2 separate regions of the Homo sapiens genome follow, and region 1 is linked to region 2. A link is a contact called in ENCODE Hi-C or POLR2A ChIA-PET data. All regions are on one chromosome and are shown on one strand. The core of a region is the stretch at or near the end of the contact, and the rest is flanking DNA. Distances in the headings are between cores, read along the strand shown.

Region 1 (3,587 bases), core at 1,088-3,587, 140 kb after region 2:
TAGACCAGAGACCACAGTTGGAAGGGATTCTAACTCTAGGGCCGAGGGGAGGGAGCGCGGGGACTGTGCAGGAGGACGCCTCCACCCCCGCAGTGCGTGTGCAAGATGGCAGGGCTCTGCAGCGCTTTCTCATTCTTTATGGTGTGCTGACAGCCAGGCAGAGCTGCAGAACACTTCCTAAGCCCATCTCTGTCCCTCGGGACTGGAGTTCTAAAGGCTGGCCATGGCGGTCAGATGACTATCCCCTGGGGCTCCCGAAAGCAGGGCCAGAAGGTTTGCAAACTCCTGGAAGACATCGATTCACAGGGCCACCTGCCCAGGGCTCCTCCCTGTGCAGGCGGGGGCTGAATTCCCAGGGTACCCCCAGCCCTGCTCAGAGCTGCAGCCTCTGTACCCCTGTGGCCCCCCAGGGCACCCCACCTTGCACCAGTCCCTGGAATCTGCACACTGGAGAACAGCCCCGGGCCCTCTGGGGCTGGCTGAAGAAAGGGCAGGTGGGACAGTAGTGGCTGAAAAGGGAGAAGTGTTGCCCCAAGGACATGGCACCCAGGACGTGGACATGGGGCAACCATCTCCGGGGCTTTCTGACCCTTTCTAACCCATTTCCACAGATCTGAGCCGGCAGGGGCCTCCCCCGAGAGACCTTCAGAGCCTGGGGTGATCAGGCTGGATTATCCTCTCTCCCTGTTCCCCCCACCTGGCTGCTGCAGACCTGAGAAACTTCCACCTGTCTCATACCAGCTGAGGGTGTCTGAGCAGCTGACATCAACCCCACAGATCTCCTGGACTGTGCTGGAAGGTACAGACAGGCAGGGAGGTTTCCCAATGGGTCAGGAGACCCTGACCCCATAAATCAACTGATCCTCAAGAGACAGGCTGGAGGGAGGGATGGTTCTAGAGAACCTGGCTCCTTGTTCTTCCCTGTGACAAAATCTGGCACCAGGAAGAGTTTAAGTGTGCAGGTGTGTGTGTTCAGGCATGTGTGTGCAGGCGTGCGTGTGCAAATGTGTGTGCAAGTGTGTGTGCAGGCATGCGTGTGCAAGTGTGTGTAGGCATGTGTGTGCAGGTGTGCGTGTGCAGATTGTGTGTGCAGGTGTGCGTTTGCAAGCGTGTGTGTGCAGGCATGTGTGTGCAGGTGTGCGTGTGCAGATTGTGTGTGCAGGTGTGCGTTTGCAAGCGTGTGTGCAGGCATGTGCGTGCAGGTGTACATGTGGAGGCATGTGTGGTCAGGCATGCATGTGCAGGTGTGTGCGTGTGCAGGTGTGCGTGTGCATGAACATGACTGTAAACTGGGTGCCCTTTCCCCTTCAAGCCTGTGGGTCTCAGTCCAGAGTCCACAGACAGCGTTAGAGCCTTGCCTGTGACTCAGAGGCAGGCCTTTCTCAAGCCGCCGTGCCGCCGGGTCGGGGGGAGGTCTGGGCCATGTGGCTACATCTGGGAGTCCAAGTTCAGGGCCAAGGATGGGCAACCAGCCCGTGCTCCCCGGTACACACCCATGTCCAACATCGCTCTCAGATGGCCCACCTTTCAGAGGAAGGAGGACCGGAGTTTGCAGGTCTTGGGAGAGTCCATGAAACACTGATACATACATTTATGTTCTTCCAAATCTGTAACAAAGCACACGAAAGAGAGAGCCTGCATTTCACGCATCTTAAACCACAGCCATGGAGCCCGTGCAGCTCATTCCCATTTATCATCCTTCCTGTGCACTAGAAACGTTCTGCGTCTCCACCAAACCCCCCATCCCCACCCCGCCCCCCAACCTGGCTTCAACCAGACGCTCGTAAATCTGTTTCTCTTGTTCCACACGAGCTGCCTGGGAAAAGGCCCCATTTGCTGCGTCTGCTCCTCCTTCCAAATGCTCGACGCCTTTGAGATTTTATGATTTCGGGTTATTGACTTGGCCTCCTGGGTCCCCCGTGGTAGGCGGCTGTTTGGGAGAGCGGCTGGAGGCTTTGGGTGACCTCAGGTTCACCCCTTGCCTAAACAGCGTTGGGGAGATGGTGCAAAAGACCTGCTGCTGCTGGCGGGTCCCGGGGCCTCATGTGGGAGCTCCTTATGGGGGCACAAACCCTGACCTGGGGCTAGCCTTCTGTGTCCCAACTCAGGCCCTGCACCCCACCCATTCTGAGCTTCTGGGCTCATTTCTCCCCAACTTCCTGAATCTGTGTTGCCAAAACCTCAGCTTCTGCTTCCCTTCCCAGCCTTAGCTCCTCCTCCCACTAAGAGCTCCCAAGGGAAACAGCCATGCGGTTGATGCAGGGCAAGGTGTGCAAAGGTCGTTCACTCCACAGCCAGGCCCCAGCCTCATCTGCGTCATGCTGCATGCTGCCACCAAGTGGCGGGGCTGGTTATTAGCTGGTATGGCCTGGAAGGGTGGTGCAGGTGGTTAAATATGTTGATTGACATTCAGAATGAAGGAACACCTGCCTTTGCCTGGAGGAAGCCCAGTCAAGAGGCAGAAGCAGGCAGGCAATACTAGAGCATTCTAAGTCCAGTGTTCAGGGTCACCGTGGCGCACACCTGTAATCCCAGCTCCTTGGGAGGCCGAGACGGGTGGATTGCCTGAGCTCAGGAGTTTGAGACCAGCCTGGGCAACATGGTGAGACCCCGTTTCTACTAAAAATACAAAAAATTAGCTGGGCATGGTAGTGCTTGTAGTCCCAGCTACGCGGGAGGCTGAGGCAGGAGAATCGCTTGAACCCAGGAGGCGGAGGTTGCGGTGAGCCAGGATCATGCCACTGCACTCAAGCCTGGGCGACAGAGCAAGACTTTGCCTTCAAATTAAATAAATGAATAAATAAATAAATCCAGTGTTCAGTAGTGTTCAGCAGGACTTGGGGCTTGGAGGAACCATCAGCCCTATCCAAGGCTCTTGGGGTGGGAAGAGGGGACAGCTTCTAAGTTAACCCCTGAAGGACCTATAACAAACCCCAAAGGTTGTATAGCAGGCGTGTGGCTCACTTGTAGAAATCCCAGGACTTTGGGAGGCCGAGGCAGGCGGATCACCTGAGGTCGGGAGTTCAAGACCAGCCTGGCCAACATGGTAAAACCTCGTCTCTACTAAAAATACAAAAATTAGCCAGGTGTGGTAGTGACTGCCTATAATCCCAGCTACTCAGAAGGCTGAGACAGGAGGATCGCTTGAACCCAGTACACGGAGGTTGCAGTGAGCCAAGATACCGCGCCACTGCACTCAAGCCTGGGCAACAGAGTGAGACACTGTTTCCAAAAAAAAAAAAAGGTTGTAGTGACAGAAAAGATGGATGATGAGTGGTACTTCCAGACAGAACCAGCAGCATAAGGAAAGCCCTCAGGCGAAAGAGACGTTTGATATGTTTGGCAAATGGGTTTTAGTGTCCACAGAACAGGGAGATGAAAGCTGGAGACATGGACTTTGGCCAGTTGTCATCTACAAAGCTGGGCCAGAGGGGCTGAGGTTTGCCTGGGGACAACAGTGTAAGCAGGGGATGACAGGATTAGATTTGAGTTGTAGGCTGGGCGCGGTGGCTCAGCCTGTAATCCCAGCACTTTGGGAGGCCGAAGCAGGTGAATCACTTGAGGTCAGGAGTTCGAGACCAGCCTGT
Region 2 (4,096 bases), core at 1,406-3,905:
GCCTGGGTCTGCTGTTGGTGGCTGGGATGTTAGGCTAGGCTGTGTGTGACGCTGGGCAGGACGCTGCCCCTCGCTTAGCCTGAGGGGCTCTGGGGCCTGTGTCTGCACTATGCACAGGGGAAGGTATATGGTGACGGGGGTTGGGGGTGGTTGGCTGGGCTGCTCCTCACCTGGCTTGGTGACATGTAGCTCAGGTATCGCATTGCAGGGCACCTGGCCGTCACTGAGGGCACCGACTATCAGCACCGCGTCGAAGGTCCCTGTGTGTGTGTGGGGGGGGGTGGGGACATGGTGTGATGCTTGGAAGGTACTTTGTCTATGGTGTGGCCTCAGACCACCCTAGGGGTGGGACGAGGCTACTACCCGCATCTGCAGGACCCAGGTCCCCTAGAGGATAAGGTAAGTATGGCCCAGTTCTGGGCTGCAGTCAGATCGTGGGGTGCAGGGTTGAGTGAGGGACTGGGAGCTTAGTGTGGGAGAGGGATGGAGGATCAGCAAGGGAAAGGGCTTCATGAGGGTGGGCCTCGGGGTGTGGAGGTGGGAGAGAAAGTACCTTCCGGGCTGGGCAGAGGCTCCTGGCCCAGGGTGCAGAGGCTGAGGCGCTGATAGAGGCCGGGGGCCTGGGCCTGTTCCAGCATCCCTGGGCTCCCATCCACCCCATGCAGCTGGAGGAAGCCTGGAGCCCGCAGCTGGGGTAGGGGTGGGAGACTCAGTCATGGTTCACACCTGCCACTTCCCGGCTGGGTCCCTGCACCTTGGCAGGGCAGTGGACTCTGCACTGAATGTGGCCCATGCATTTGCTTTTTTTAAATTTTTGAGACAAGGTCTCTCTCTGTCGCCCAAACTGGAGTGCAGTGGCGTGATCATAGCTCACTGCAGCCTTGAACTTCCGGGCTCAAGTGATCCTCCCACCTCAGCCTCCCATGTAGCTGGGACTACAGGCGTGCACCACCCTGCCTGGCTAATTTTTAAATCTGTTTGTAGAGACAGGGGTCTTGCTATGTTGCCCAGGCTGACCTCAAACTCCTGGCCCCAAGCTGTCCTCCTGCCTCGGCCTCCCATAGTGTGAGCCACAGTATGCCTGGTCCTGTCTCATGCATTTGAAACAGTGAGTCTGAGGTGTGGGGCAGGGTTCTGGGGCCAGGGGCAGTAGGAGATTTGAGGAAGTGCGGGGCTAAGGAGTAGGCAGGGGATCTGGAAGAGCCTCACCTCGGCAGCCACTAGGCCTGTGCCACAGGCCACGTCCAGGATCAGGGCACTGTGGGGCGGGCCTGGAAGGGCTTGTGTGAGGCAGTCCACTGCGAGGCGGGGCGCACGGTACAGCAGGGTGGCCACATCCTGGGGAAAGAGTGCCGGGCCTACAACACCGGTGCCCCAGTGTTTGGGGGATCTCCCTTATGGGGTGGTCTCAGAGTCTGCCAGGCTAAGCTGTGTGTGTTGGGGATCAAGCCTGGCTGGGGCTAGCGTGAGGGGACGCCCAGGCATGAGGTGCTTCCCATTGCTAAAGGGCCAGGACTGGAGAGTTAGCCCCCAGCCCACTGTACAGTAGACTCAGCCCTCCAGGGACCTTCTCTCCTGGCCAAGCGGCTCTCTCTGCTGAGTCCACATGACTTTTTTTTTTTTTTTTTTTGAGACAGAGTCTCCCTCTGTCACTCGGGCTGGAGTGCAGTGAAGAGATCTTGGCTCACTGCAACCTCTGTGTCCCGGATTCAGGCAATTCTCCTGCATCAGCCTCCAGGGTAGCTGGGATTACCAGGCGCCTGCCACCACGTGGGCCTGGCTAATTTTTGTATTTTTAGTAGAGTCAGGGTTGCACCATGCTGGCCAGGCTGGTCTCGAACTCCTGACCTCAGGTGATCCGCCCGCCTCGGCCTCCCAAAGGGCTTAGGATTACGGCTTGTGAGCCACCGCGCCCGGCCCCACAGTGACTTCTCAATAGCACCTCCTCCAGGCAGCCCCCCTCAGGAGGTCATGGCCCCTGATGGGGCTGCCAATCCAGAGCTGTGGGGCGGGTTCTGGAAGGGGCAGGACTGTAGGGTTCTTAGCCAGGCCTCACTTCGTCCTCACAGCCGCCCCCGGGTGCAAGGCTGATTCCCCACTTTACAGGTAGAAAAATGGAGGCTGGTCTAGTGGAGGCAAGGCCCCAAATGAGTTTACCTGGTCGTAGTCCGGAGCCCAGCGGTCATAGAAATGGAGCTTTTGGGCCAGGTCGGGGATGCCATGCGCGGCCCTGACCCGCGCCCGCACCTCGGGCAGGCTCCCACCCTCCTCCTGGGCCATGCTCCTGTGGGGACACCGTTGCCCTGTCTCGAGGTCCACCTCAATCGCCCATCCCCTCCTTTCCCCCTTCCCTCCTCCCCCTTCAGAGGAGGCTGCCAGGCCTCCTGCCAGCGCGACCCCTATCCCGGCCCCTATCCCAGATGGGGACACTGAGCGCAGAGAGGGCGGGCTTGGATATTTACACTCTGGGGCTGCAGGGCTGGGGGAAGGGCAAGGTGGGAGAAGGGGGTGCCCCGCGGCTGGAGGAAGGACCTATCTTCCTCTTTTCCGCCCTCCGACTGAGAGAGGGTCGGAGGTGGGCGACATCCGGAGCGAAACGGTCTCGAAGGAGGCCGGAGTCAGAACTCACCGCCAATCCAGCGCGCCTCGGGCGTGTGGGCAACAGGACTCGGGGCGGGGCCTGTGTTGCGACCCTGGCCACACCCTCACCGCCTGCCCGCAATGATTGGTTTTCCGCTGAGAGAAAATAGCCAGTCAAAGGAAGGCGCTGGCAGTCTGCCCGCCCCCCCCCCCCCCGCCAGCCAATGAGCTCAAGGCTTGTGGCCCTCCTCCAGCCTTGGTAGAGCAGGGACTGCGGAGATGTTTTCCTGCTGTGCGGGTTTAGGGGCTTCTCGGTGGTCTGGCCCCGGCCTCCCCCTCCACCGTCAGGTAGCAGCACCTCCACCATCCCCCTCCAACTGCCCTCCTGCCTCCTGAAGTCCTTTATGCTTCCTGAAAGCATGAGGTTTGTAGGCACTGGGGAGTCTCTGAATTCTTATGGGCAGGAGAGGGACCTAGGATTAGCTTTCATTTTTACTTTGTATTTATATTTACTTATTTTGTTTTATTTTTGTTTTGTTTTATGAGACAGGGTCTCACTCTGTCGCCCAGGCTGGAGTGCAGTGGCTTGACCATAGCTCACTGCAGCCTTGAACTCAAGCTCAAGCCAGCCTCCTGCCTCAGCCTTCTGAGTAGCTGAGTAGCTGGGACTACAGGTGCATGCCACCTTGCCCGGCTTTTTAAATTTTTATCTATTTATTTTTATCTTCGTAGTTTTTGTAGAGACAAAAAATGTTGTCCAGGCTGGTCTTAAACTCCTAGTCTCAAGCGATTCTCCCACCTCTGCCTCCTGGCAAATTTTATTTTAATAATTTTATTTTAAAAAACCGTACTGGCAAATTTTATTTTAATAAGTTAAATAGCCACATGTGGCTAGTGGCTACTGTATTGGACAGCAGAGAGAGTCTTGCGGCTGGAAGTGTGACCTGAAGATACGCAGCGTCAGCCTCCGTAACATCTTGGTTTCCTCTAGGAGATGCCCTAGGGAAGCTTGTGAGAAATGCAAAAATTAGGCCGGGGCGCAGTGGCTCACACCTGTAATCCCAGCACTTTGGGAGGCTGAGGTGGGCGGGTCACTTGAGGACAGGAGTTTGAGACCAGCCTGGCTAACAGGACAAAACCCCATCTCTACTAAAAATACAAAAATTAGCCGGGCGTGGTGGCGGGCATCTGTAATTCCAGCTACTCAGGAGGCTGAGGTGGGAGAATAGCTTGAACTTGGGAGGCACAGATTGCAGTGAGCAGAGACTGCGCCACTGCACTTCAGCCTGGGTGACAGAGCAAGACTCCATCTCAAATAAAAAAAAAAAGTAAAAATTCTCAGTTGACCTGGGACCTTCTGAATGAGAATTAGATTTCTGGGACTGGGGCCCAGAGTTTCTGTGTTTCTACAAACTCTGCAGGCGATTTCTAGGCAGCTGAAGGTTCAGAAGCGCTGGTCTAGAGGACCTGTGTTGGAATCAAGGGTTTGGGCAGGCAGAATTTGGCAGGCTGTTGC

The links. Hi-C counts contacts between places; a loop is a spot of excess contacts on that map. ChIA-PET counts read pairs that join two places held with the same protein, here RNA polymerase II (POLR2A). Pooled maps may share reads with other maps.
Region 1: a loop to region 2 is called in a pooled map, with 2.2 times the contacts of the local background. The contact joins the enhancer-like site here to the promoter of METTL27 in region 2. A Hi-C loop is called at or near these places in 1 of 50 pooled maps. POLR2A ChIA-PET finds 5 or more read pairs at or near these places in 4 of 52 experiments (PC-3, PC-9, WTC11 and 1 more).

The regions. Positions count from the first base shown.
Region 1 is chr7:73,976,979-73,980,565 of GRCh38, forward strand. No RefSeq gene overlaps it. Among named protein-coding and RNA genes, the nearest start is that of ELN, 49 kb to the right of the region's middle. RefSeq lists an enhancer at 2,141-2,435. Within about 2 kb of position 2,338, at least 5 of the 41 ENCODE cell types and tissues checked have a DNase peak (open chromatin) inside an H3K27ac peak, as active enhancers do.
Region 2 is chr7:73,839,861-73,843,956 of GRCh38, forward strand. METTL27 (methyltransferase like 27) reads right to left here and starts at 2,656. Exons shown (of 6, transcript NM_152559.3): 1 at 2,630-2,656; 2 at 2,158-2,284; 3 at 1,210-1,338; 4 at 554-689; 5 at 171-260. The coding sequence starts at 2,280. RefSeq lists an enhancer at 2,295-2,594 and a silencer at 2,715-2,814.